Regions from separate parts of the Homo sapiens genome. Here regions 2 and 3 are each linked to region 1. The links are chromatin contacts, found by Hi-C or POLR2A ChIA-PET in ENCODE. All regions are on one chromosome and are shown on one strand. The core of a region is the stretch at or near the end of the contact, and the rest is flanking DNA. Distances in the headings are between cores, read along the strand shown.

What was found. Hi-C counts contacts between places; a loop is a spot of excess contacts on that map. ChIA-PET counts read pairs that join two places held with the same protein, here RNA polymerase II (POLR2A). Pooled maps may share reads with other maps.
Region 2: a pooled map shows a loop between it and region 1 (13-fold over the local background). The contact joins the promoter of ACTMAP here to the promoter of PSMD8 in region 1. A Hi-C loop is called at or near these places in 2 of 50 pooled maps. POLR2A ChIA-PET finds 5 or more read pairs at or near these places in 2 of 52 experiments (A549 and WTC11).
Region 3: a map with no recorded cell type shows a loop between it and region 1 (15-fold over the local background). The contact joins the promoter of LIN37 here to the promoter of PSMD8 in region 1. A Hi-C loop is called at or near these places in 1 of 168 maps with a recorded cell type or tissue (endothelial cell of umbilical vein), 1 of 37 single-sample maps with no recorded cell type and 5 of 50 pooled maps. POLR2A ChIA-PET finds 5 or more read pairs at or near these places in 2 of 52 experiments (activated T-cell and endothelial cell of umbilical vein).

What each region holds. Positions count from the first base shown.
Region 1 is chr19:38,371,925-38,376,373 of GRCh38, reverse strand. PSMD8 (proteasome 26S subunit, non-ATPase 8) reads right to left here and starts at 1,803. Exons shown (of 7, transcript NM_002812.5): 1 at 1,413-1,803; 2 at 142-214; 3 at 1-22. The coding sequence starts at 1,772. RefSeq lists enhancers at 1,494-1,633, 1,264-1,894.
Region 2 is chr19:40,749,227-40,751,726 of GRCh38, reverse strand. It overlaps ACTMAP (actin maturation protease), which reads left to right and starts at 1,250. Exons shown (of 6, transcript NM_198476.5): 1 at 1,250-2,246. The coding sequence starts at 1,924. SNRPA (small nuclear ribonucleoprotein polypeptide A) reads right to left here and starts at 524. Exons shown (of 6, transcript NM_004596.5): 1 at 246-524. The coding sequence starts at 318. RefSeq lists enhancers at 1-545, 633-702, 1,243-1,482, 1,174-1,799 and silencers at 456-638, 903-1,042.
Region 3 is chr19:35,746,685-35,751,037 of GRCh38, reverse strand. LIN37 (lin-37 DREAM MuvB core complex component) reads right to left here and starts at 2,462. Exons shown (of 9, transcript NM_019104.3): 1 at 2,280-2,462. The coding sequence starts at 2,313. PSENEN (presenilin enhancer, gamma-secretase subunit) reads right to left here. Exons shown (of 4, transcript NM_172341.4): 4 at 3,519-4,330. The coding sequence ends at 4,191. RefSeq lists enhancers at 2,213-2,332, 2,179-2,693, 2,733-2,792, 2,694-3,208.

The DNA.
Region 1 (4,449 bases), core at 554-3,053:
GCCCCGATCTCCAGTATGTCACCTGTGGGTGACAGAGTGAGCTCTCAGGAGGTGACTGAGGTCTCTTCCCCAACCACCAGTGCTACCATTCCTGCCATGACCCCCAGATTATCACCCCCAACCAACCCCAGTGACACTCACGGGCCAGAATTAGCTGCTGTTTGGTCAGCTTGGTCCCTGTGGTTGGCAAGAAGTTGAGCTCCAGAAGAACTAGCTGATGGGGAGGGGAGGGAGGGAAGAAAGAAAAGAAGGGAATTCAAATACAGATGACTTACCTGCTCTACGCTCTGGTCTTCCCACTTGGAAAATGGAGCTAACCATCATCCAGACTCATGAGGAATGCTTTCTCATAAAGCACTCAGAACAGGGCCTGAGCACGCAACACATGCCCATTTAAGATTACATCACATTACAATTATTAATAGCCCCACTGGGGAAACAAGGAGGGACACTCAGTGCCTGACCCAGTGGAATCACGCGGCGGTGGGGACAGGAGTACATTCCATTCTTGGCCCATCTTCCCCACAATCTATTGGGGAAGGGGTAGCTGGGCTATCCCCAAAATCTATATCTGGGAGGGGGAGGTCCAAATCTCCCCCCACAGTTCAGCCCATACATCTTTCCTTAGCAGGCTCAGCAGCTTGTTCCAAGCCACTGGATTTACACTCCCTCCCAACAGATGTTTGGTCTGAAGCACTCTGGGCCCCGTATTCTTGTTCTCTACTTGTAAGAATATTTCTTCTAGGTTCAGTCCTGCCTTCACAACTAGGCTGCCCCCTCTCCCAACAGATGCGAGCCTAAGCCCCAGATCTCTCAGATCCTAACCCAGCCTGGTCTTAACCACACACCCTCTACACAGCCCACCTTTTCAGCCTCATTCTTTTATCACTCCGGGCAGTCCTCACTTCCCACTTGGTCTTGCCTGGAATCCACCATCAGGAAAAGCCCGAATCCCAATCCTGCCACTCCGACCAGTTAAGCCTCCACGCACCAAAAATCTAACCCCTCACTCAGTTCTGCCATAAGTCTTCCAATCATTCCCCCACCACCCCCGCGTGGGTCCATTCCAGTCATCTCTCACTTAAAAAAAAAATGTAGAGACAGAGTCTCGCTATGTTGCTCAGGCTGATCTTGAACTCCTGGGCTCAAGCGACGCTCCCCCGCCTCGGCCTCCCAAAGCGCTGCGATTACAGGCGTGACCATCAACGCTCCCTGTCCCTCTCTCGCTTCTTGACGCCCTCCGAGCCCCCACTTTGGCTGTTCCAAATCTTTCACCCCATCGGATCCCCCAGCCCGCCTCAGTCTCGCTGGCACCGAGGTGGCTTCCGCGGCCCGGGACTTGGTTGGGTCCAGACACCTCGTAGCGCCTCCCACGCCCGCAACACTCGGTTTCCTGGGCCTGCCGACTTTACCTTGAGTCGACCCAGCTCTTCCCCGCACTTGCTAAGATTGGGGCTTTTACGGTTCCACTCGCCCTTGAGTTGCTCGTACATGCCGGTCGCGGCCTGCAGAACAGCGCCCGAGGTTGCCGCGGGCCCGGAGCTCGAGAAGCCTGCCGCCCCGTTCACCGCCGCGGCCGCCATCTTGCGTGATGCGGCAAGCAGACCGCCTGATTTACGGCAGCGCCGCCTACAAACGCTTGCCCGGCGGAAGTGGGGCCGAGAGGTGGAGCCCAAGGCCCGGGGCGGGGCTACAACCTGCCTCAGCCCGCCCCGGGTAGCCCGCCGTCGCTCTCGAGGTGGCGCCCTCGGAGCCCTGCCCTTAATGAACATGTCAGTTGGAGCTCCGCCTCTGTCGTCACTCAAGATGGTGACCGGAAGTTGGCTTTTGCCCTAACTGAAAATGACAGCTGTCTCAACACCACCCCCCCTACCCACCTCACGGTTCCAATAATGAACATGGCTGCCCTGGCTTCAGTCTGAGTGCTCGGGACGCTACGTAGCTGTCCTGGAGGTTCCGCCTTCGGGGCAGCGTCTCCAAGCCAAAAGGTAGCGGGTGTCGTGCCATTTGGAGAGCTGTGTTATTCTCATTTTATAGACAGACTGAGAGGCTGGGTAACCTTCCAAAGGACTAACAGCTAGGATGTGTACCTGGGGCTCCCTCTCCAGTCTTTTTCAATGCATCCTTCCACATTTTTTTCCCAAGCTTATATGAACTAACTAGTTACAAAACTCATCCAGCTCTATGGCTTTCAATGTCATGTGTAAGTGGAGGATTCACAATTTTTTTTTTTTGAGACGGAGTTTAGCTCTTGTTGTCCAGGCTGGAGTGCAATGGAGCAATCTTGGCTCACTGCATCCTCCGCCTCCTGGGTACAAGTGATTCTTCTGCCCCAGCTTCCCAAGTAGCTGGGATTACAAGCATGTGCCACCACGCCTGGCTAATTTTCGTATTTTTAGTAGAGACGTAATTTTAGTATTTTTAGTAGATGTTGGTCAGGCTGGTCTCCAACTCCTGAACTCAGGCGATTCCCTGGGCCCTGGCCTCCCGAAATGCTGGGATTACAGGCATGAGCCACCTTGCCTGGCCAGTATTCACAACTTCTTATACCAACTTCTTCCTCCACTGATTGATATTACATCTGCACATTCAACATCGCTTTTTCTCTCTTTTTAAAAAAAATTAAATTTTTTATAGAGACAGAGTCTCATTATACTGCCCAGGCTGGTCTCGAACTCCTGAGCTCAAGCGATATTCCTGCCTTGACCTCGCAAAGTGTTGGGATTAGAGGTGTGAGCCACTGCGCCTGGGCAGCACGTTTTTCTCAAACCCGACTTTCACTCTCCGTCTCCACCATTTAGAATGTCATCTCCATGAAGGCAGGACGATTTCCTTCACTACTGAATTCCCAGTATCTCAGTGCTTGGCAAATATTAGTAGACAGTCAATAAATATTTGTTGGCCAGGCATGGTGGCTCATGCCTGTAATCCCAGCACTTTGGGAAGCCGAGGCAGATAGATCACTTGAGGTCAGGAGTTCGAGACCAACCTGGCCAACATGGCGAAACCCCATCTGTACTGCAAATACCAAAAAAAAAAAACAAAAAAACCAGCTGTGCGTGGTGGCACACACCTGTAATCCCAGATACTCAGGAGCCCGAGGCAGGAGAATCGCTTAAACCCAGGAGGTCAGCTTGTAGTGAGCTGAGATTGTGCCGCTGCACTCCAGCCTGGGTGACAGAGTGAGACTCTGTCTCAGAGAAAATAAATAAATAAATGTAAAAATACCAAAAATTTGCCGGGCGTGGTGGTGCACATCTGTAGTACAGCTACTTGGGAGGCTGAGGCAGGAGAAGCACTTGAACCCGGGAGGCAGAGGTTGCAGTGAACTGAGATCGCCATTGCACTCCTGCCTGGGTGACAGAGCGAGACTGTGCTCAAAAAAAAAAAAAGAAAAAAGAAAAAAAGAAAAAGAAAGAAATTATATATGTGTTGAATTAATGAGTAAATTAATATGTGAAAGAAGTTGTGGTGGTAAAAAATGTTTTAAACAAAAATGATGGCCGGGTGTGGTGGCTCAAGTCTGTAATCTCAGCACTTTGGGAGGCTGAAGTGGATGGATCACCTGAGGTCAGGAGTTTGAGACCAGCCTAGCCAACATGGTGAAACTCCGTCTCTACTATACAAAAAATTATCTATCCAGGTATGGTGGCGGGTGCCTGCAATCCCAGTTACTCACTCGGGAGGCTGAGGCAGGAGAATCACTTGAACTTGGGAGGTGGAGGTTGCAGTGAGCCAAGATCGCACCATTGCACTCCAGCCTAGGCAACGAGCAAAACTCCATCTCAAAAAAAAAAAGAAAAAGACACAAATAAACAAAATACCACGTTGATATGGCCAGGCCAGGTGGCTCATGCCTGTAATCCCAGCACTTCGGGAGGCTGAGGCGGGCAGATCACGAGGTCAGGAGATGGAGACCAGTCTGGCTAACACAGTGAAACCCCGTCTCTACTAAAAATACAAAAAATTAGCCGGGCATAGTGGCATGCGTCTGTAGTCCCAGCTACTCAGGAGGCTGAGGCAGGAGAATCGCTCGAACCCAGGAGGCGGAGGTTGCAGTGAGCCGAGATCACACCACTGCACTCCAGCCTGGGTAACAGAGCGAGACTCCATCTCAAAAAACATAAATAGTTTCAAGTATGAGGGGAAATCCAGTCTCTGTCACTCTATCTTGGCTGGAAGTGCAGATGGTGATATTTAAATAACATGTTGACTTGGCTGATACAGGATTATGATGTGTTCACCTGGACCATGAGGTGACTCGGTAGAATCTTGGTGGTGGAAACAACCTTAGCCAGCAGCCCTTACACACATGAGTGTTGCCAACTCTTGTTATTGTCAAATTTCATCAGGTTTTTGTGCTACCAACCATGCCTAGTCAATGCCAACCCCAATGTATTCCTCCAACCCAACACTCTGGGTGAGCACCAACTAGGTGCAATCTCATAC
Region 2 (2,500 bases), core at 1-2,500, 2.4 Mb before region 1:
GCTTCCTGGAGGAAGGGTCCTGTGACCTCAAACCTTGTAAGATGAGCAGCAGTGACCACGTTAAAGGGCAGAGTGTAAGATGAACTAATGGAGTGTTGAAGACAGGAAGTAGTTTGTGTAAAGGCCAAGGAGTTAACTCGAAGTTTGGCTGGACAAACACTTAGAAAGAGAGGCGGGTGCAGGGGACGGAAGAGGGGCCAGCCCGTGCGGGACAGTCTGGACTCCGGACTATCCCGAGAACTCACCATCCTTCTTGATCTTCTCATTGAGGTTGTTGATATAAATAGTGTGGTTAGGGCGGGTCTCGGGAACTGCCATGGAGTGAAGTGTTGAGGTAAGTCTTAAAGGAGGAAAAACGTGACTTTAGCCCTGGGTTTCTCCAAATCCTTTGTCCCAACGTCGGCTGCTCAAGGATCTTCCTCCGAAAAGGAAGTCAGGTAAGGCGGGAGTAGGGGCAAGGACGGAGGCAAAGCGCGACAACAAAGCGTGCGTAGGACCCGCTTCTCCAGCCCGCGTGCGGAGAGAACTCTCGAGAGATTTACTACGACTTCCAGGATGCTCTACGCGACCCGGTGGGCGGAGCACCCTAAATGGCGATTCCCATTGGCCCAAGCATCCGAAGGGCCGTCCCGGAGAAAAAACCCGGATGTGGGAGCCAGTATAGAAAAAAGGGACAGGTCCTAGGCAGCCTGGCCTCGAGCAGCAAGTTTCCTCAGACGGGCCCAGGAAGGCCCGGACGCCAAGCGTACCGCTCGCCTGCCGCCGATGGTCGTTTGCACCGGAGGTTACCTTCCGACAGGGCCGTAGTTCTCTCAACCGGCGCCTGCTACTTCCCTGAGACCAAACCACAAAGCTTTCTCTCCTGGCCCCGCCTCTGCCTTTCTGCCAGCCAATCGCCGCGCGGAAACGCAGTAGCTTGACCAATCAGAGCAAGTCTCGTTTCTGGGCTCAGCTGTTGCCAATCAAAACGATATTTGGGTTCCCGCCTAGGTAGAAAAACCCCGCCCCACTCCCTGAAAGCCCACCTCCTTCCGTGGCGCCCGGGTCTACGGACCAATCAGTGAAGGTCACGAGTCTGTACGCGTCTCGCGCTGCGGTGTCTTCCGGAGGCAATCCTTTTTGGAGTCCCGCCTCTTACCCCCGCCAGAGCTGCGTTTTCTGTCACGTGATCGCAAAATGGGCGGGAACTGTTGCGTGTAATACCACGTGATATGGGAAAGGCAGTGTGCGGGGGCCGCCATTTTCCGGGAGTGGGAGGTGCACTTTACTTCCTGACTCCTTTCCTTTTTCCAGTGGTTATCGCGGCGCCCACCGGCCTCTGATCTCTGAGTCTTCTCCAACCCACAGACGTTTTTTGTTGCTCTGGTTCCAGGACCTTCTCCACAACTAGGCCATTTTCCCTGCCAGGTGTCCTTTTTGACCTCTTGACCTCTGACTCAAAGGTCAGCTCAAAGGTTCCGAACTCGGGCCTGGGATGTGAGGGGGTACTGAACCTAAGTTCTCCGAATCTTTAGCCCTGGGTCCCTAAGTCGCATCCTTAAGGCACCTCACTCTAGATCTGAGCCTTCATATCCCAAACTCACTCATGAGTTTCCACATCCAGCCCCAAAGAATGAGTTAACTCCTACTAACTCTCCACCTAAGACTCCCGAGGTAACCCAACCGGTACCACAGATCCGGTTCCGGATTTAAGGACCCCACCCTGTTAACCGTCAGGTGCCTTATGACTTGAGTCAGCCTCGCAATTCCTGCTCCCGTGGTTTCAAATATTAGCCCTGGTCCTTTCACACCCACTGCTCAGTCCCCAGATTCTGGAACTCAGCTCTTAAACCTTTAAAATCTCCATCCCTGAGACCGTTCTCCGTTGGAGGATCCTTCCCTCCCCGCTTTCTGAACCTCTCAACACCTCCTGTAGACCCCAAAATGACTTCTCCATGCTCTCCTCCCCTAAAACCACCAATTTCTCCTCCAAAAACCCCTGTACCCCAAGCCAGCAGCATTCCATCTCCTCCTCTACCCCCAAGTCCCCTGGACTTTTCAGCTTTACCATCCCCTCCCTGGAGTCAGCAGACCCCTGTTCCCCCACCGCTCCCACTGCCTCCTCCACCCGCTGCCACAGGGCCTGCTCCCCGTCATGTCTTCGGCCTGGAGAAGAGCCAGCTCCTGAAGGAGGCCTTTGATAAGGCCGGCCCGGTCCCCAAGGGCAGAGAAGATGTGAAGAGGCTTCTGAAACTACACAAGGACCGGTAGGGTCTCCATGCCCCACCCACCACCCAGGCTCTGCCCTAGACACTTCACAGATCTCTTGGGGTGGGGGGGGGGTTCCCGTGTCCTCAAGATCAAACAGGCTGACTACTTAGGTCCCCCACCTAGATCTCTTCCATGGTGGTGTGCCTCCAGCAATGAAGAAAGCTGTCCTCACAAGTGCCCAGTCCAGTCCGGGTGCTTTGGCTCATGCATGTAATCCCAGCACTTTGGGAGGCCGAGGCGGGTGGATCAC
Region 3 (4,353 bases), core at 1,213-3,712, 2.6 Mb after region 1:
GTATAATTTTAAATCTGAATTCAATCTGAATGAGCTGACATTTAAAAATTGGGAGATTTCTTTCTTTTCTTTTTTTTGAGACGGAGTCTTGCTCTGTCTCCCAGGCTGGAGTGCAGTGGCGTGATCTCGGCTCACTGCAACCTCTGCCTCCTGAGTACAAGTGATTCTCCTGCCTCAGCCTCCCAAAGAACTGGGACTACAGGCGCGTGCCACCATGGTCAACTAATTTTTTCTATTTTTAGTACAGACAGGGTTTCACCATATTGACCAGGCTGATCTCAAACTCCTGACCTCATGATCCACCTGCCTCAGCCTCCCAAAGTGCTGGATTACAGGCAGAAGCCACCGCACCCAGCCAAAATTGGGAGATTTCACCTAAAACATCCTGTTTGGGCTTTTTTTTCCCCCTCGGGAAATGAGATCTAGGCCCACCTTCCTGCCCAGTTAGCCTGTGGCTGCCTCCCGTCATCACAGAACTTGAGGAAGTGATGATGTTACGCTGTCCTCCTACCTTTGAGAGGTGTTTGCTCTGCCTTTCTGACTGGTGGGAGCTCTGGCTCTAGTGCTCAGAGCCTGGAGGGGACACCTGGGAACTTGCCTGACCAGTCCAGGGACTTCCTGAGAAGCCCAGGAGACACAGGGATTCAAACATAGCTCAGAGGAGAGACAGAGTGAGGGTGGGGAAGGGAGTAGCTGAGATTGCAGCAAAGCCTTGGGCAGATGCAGAGGGTACGGATCACGTCCACAACTCTCCTCAGGCCCAGCCTCTCTCCTGAACCCCCGACTTGGGCCTGAAGCCTCCCTCTCAAGGGTCGCCTCACTGTCCCCAAGTCCCTCCCTGTACCTCACCATGGATACCCCTCTCCCTCCCCTACCCAGCCCACCAACCCCATGGCCTGTCCACTAGGCCTCCCGAGTGTCTCTCCCACCCACCTCCTCCCTACTCTACCCATCCTGGTCCTGTCCTTTGCTCCCCCTTGGCTCCCTGCCTCAGTGTCCCCCTTCTGATACACCCTCCACAAGGCAGCCAGGGGAATCTTCCTGAAAAATAACAAACCTGACCCTGATCTTCCCTTGCTTGGAAACTTCCATGACTCCACAGCACCCAGGGGTGGAGTCTGCACTCCTCAGCCTGGCACTCACAGGTGTACACCTTCCCTCACCATCATTTGTGGTCACACCCACTTCTCTTTTCTTTCTTTCTTTTCTTTTCCTTTCTTTTTTTTTTTTTTTGAGACAGGGTCTCAATCTATCACCCAGGCTGGAGTGCAGTGGTGTGATCTCAGCTCACTGCAACCTCCGCCTCCCCGGCTCCAGCGATCCTCCTGCCTCAGCCTCCTGAGTAGCTGGGACTACAGGCTTGTGCCACCACACCTGGCTAATTTTTTTTTTTTTTTTGTATTTTTTATAGAGACAGCGTTTCGCTATGTTGCCCAGGCTGGTCTCAAACTCCTGACCTCAAGTGATCTGCCAGCCTCGGCCTCCCAAAGTGTTGGGATTACAGGTGTGAGCCACCGCACCCAGCCTCCCACTTTGTTTTAATAACACTTTTGCCATGGGACATCCTACATCATTTTACTATTATCTTTCTGTCTAAATTCTGCACCCCTCCCACTGCCCTTACCATGCCAGGCCTGGGATCCGGTCAGCTCCGCCCCAACCCAAAATTCTCTCCTCTTTCTAAGCTTCACCCATTGACCACAGTTCCTATTTTCTAGGATTACTGGAATATAGTGACTGTGAGGATTAAGAGTGCCTGTACTTCAGGCTCACAGCAAGATGTGTGACTCTGATCACTGCTGGAAATGGGGAAACTGAGGGGAAGCCAAGAAAAGAGAACTTCTCGGCTGGGCGCGGGGACTCACGCCTGTAATCTCAGCACTTTGGGAGGCTAAGGCGGGAGGATCGCTTGAGACCAGGAGTTCGAGACCAGCCTGGGCAATATAGCGATACTCCGTCTCTATTTAAATATTTTAAAAATTTAAATTAAAAAAAAGAGGAAAGAAAAGGGCCCTTCTCAGAGTTACCGGCTCAGGATTCCCCATGTCCTACCACGCACGTCATTGCCCGAGCCACCCCATTCAATCTCAAAGCGACTTCAAGCGCACACCGGGAGGGTGTGAAGGTGGCAGGCAACGCTCGCTGCCTGATACAGCGATTGTCAGGTGGGCTTCAGGGAAAAGTCGTGCAGTCCCCTTTCCGCGATACTCCCTTCCACCGGGACTCCACACCCTGTCAACCCGATGGTCCCGACAGGCCCCCGACGTCAGGGTCCTCACCTGATTTCTCCACTTTCACCTTCACAGGGAACATGGTTTGGGTCCGGGATCTGGCTAGCTGGGTCAGAGGCGCCCCAAAGGGCCTAGGGTCACAAGTCAAGGCGGGAGAAGGCGGGGACAGTTCAAAGATGAGCTTCGTGGGCCACGGGTCCTCCGCCTTTGGTTGTGTCCAGCCTGGACCGTGGCCACCACCCTTCTGTGGGCGGGCCCCTTCGGCAGTAGCTTGTTCCTATTAGTTATTGCAGCCGTCAATCTCGCATCCTGACCAATTGAGAGCTGCCTCCGTAGTCTCCCAGCTTTAGGTCCCACCCACCTGGGGCTTTGCTTCCGGAAACAAACCATCTACCCCCTAGCTTCCTGGGAGGTGTAGTTCCAGCTTCCCAGACTCACCCTGAGTAACAGCGCCTGCGCCGCGCGGGGCACGGTGGGAAACAAAGGATTAGGGCATCGCGAGGCTTCCCGGGACTTGTAGTGTGAGAAGGGTTGAGCAACACCAAGTTAGCTCTTTACCGGATTTAACCAACCGTTGGGGTCCCTTCATCCCTAAGAGGAAGACTAATGTAAAATAACGTTGGGTTCCCTCTCACTGAGCACTCGCTAGGTGCCAGGTATCTGTTAATCTCTTTGCAGGTACAACTTCATTCATTTTGCAAATATTTATTAGTGTGTCGGGCACTCTTCTAGGCATTGGAGACACCTTGAGGAACAGAATAGACAAAAATCCCTGCGCTAATGGAGCTTATCTTTTAAAGGAGGGAAGATAAACAGTAAACAAGTAAATTTTAAGTGAAATGTAATAGGAGAAAGAATATGATCTGGGCGGGGCATGGTGGCTCACGCCTGTAAATCCCAGCTCTTTGGGAGGCCTAGGCAGGCAGATCACCTGTGACCAGGAGTTCGAGACCAGCCTGGCCAACATGGTGAAACCCAGTCTTTACTAAAAATACAAAAATTAGCCGGGCATGGTGGCATGCGCCTGTAATCCCAGCTATTCGAGAGTTTGAGGCAGGAGAATCGCTTGAACCCGGGAGGCGGAGGTTGCAGTGAGCCGAGATCGGACCTCTGCACTCCAGCCTGGGTGACAGAGCAAGACTCCATCTAGAAAAACAAACAGACAACAACAACAAACCCCTCTCCCCCCCCAAAAAAAAAACCCACAAAAAAAGTGTAGCCTGAAAGGGACATAGGAATATCAAGGTGGTGATTGAATTTTAAATAAGATGGATGGTCAAGGAAGGATTCTCTGAGAAAGCTCTTGACTATTTTTATTTTTGCAGACAACACTTCCTTCAGAAAACGGGAAACTTCCATTTGTCACACGTCTTGGTCCAGATAAATCCCAGGAAGTAGCATCGTGATCTACACTTCTGATGAGAATACTGCAGCCCACAGTAGGAAAGTTATATTTTTGAATTCACGACTACCAGTACAGGATAACAGCCCCTAGAAATGGAAGCACTAGGCCGATCCTACCACTGCACTCCAGCCTGGCTGACAGAGCAAGACTCTGTCTCAAAAAAAAAAAAAAAAAAGAAAAAAGAAAAAGAAATGGAAGCACTATTCCTTTCTTAGTTTCTCATCTAATAGTTTCCTGAGCAGGAAAGTTCCTAGTTCAGAAGATTATGAGTAGTATGCACTGTAAAAAATGTACATCATGTCTAAATACTAAGCCTCGTACAAAGCTCTCAACAGATGTTTTTAAATATTAATAATCATTTATGCCTCAACCTCTAAAAGATCCCAGGAAGTCAGTATCGAAAGTTAGGGTCCTTTATTGGGGGATGTCAGCAGAGAACGTGGGACATGAAAACAAGTCTTAGGAGTTTGAGAAGGGGCTCCCAGGACAGGCTCCTCTGCTTTAAGGAGCCTGTCCTGGGAGAATAAGCAGGGCCCCAGTATGTGCAGAAGTTGTCAGGGGGTGCCCAGGGGTATGGTGAAGGAGAGGTAGTCCCCAAGGGCACCCCAGCGGGGCCGGTAGATCTGGAAGATGGTGATCCAGGAGGTGAGCACTATCACCCAGAAGAGGAAGCCCACAGCTGAGCGCCAGACATCTGTCATGGGAAACAGAAGCTGG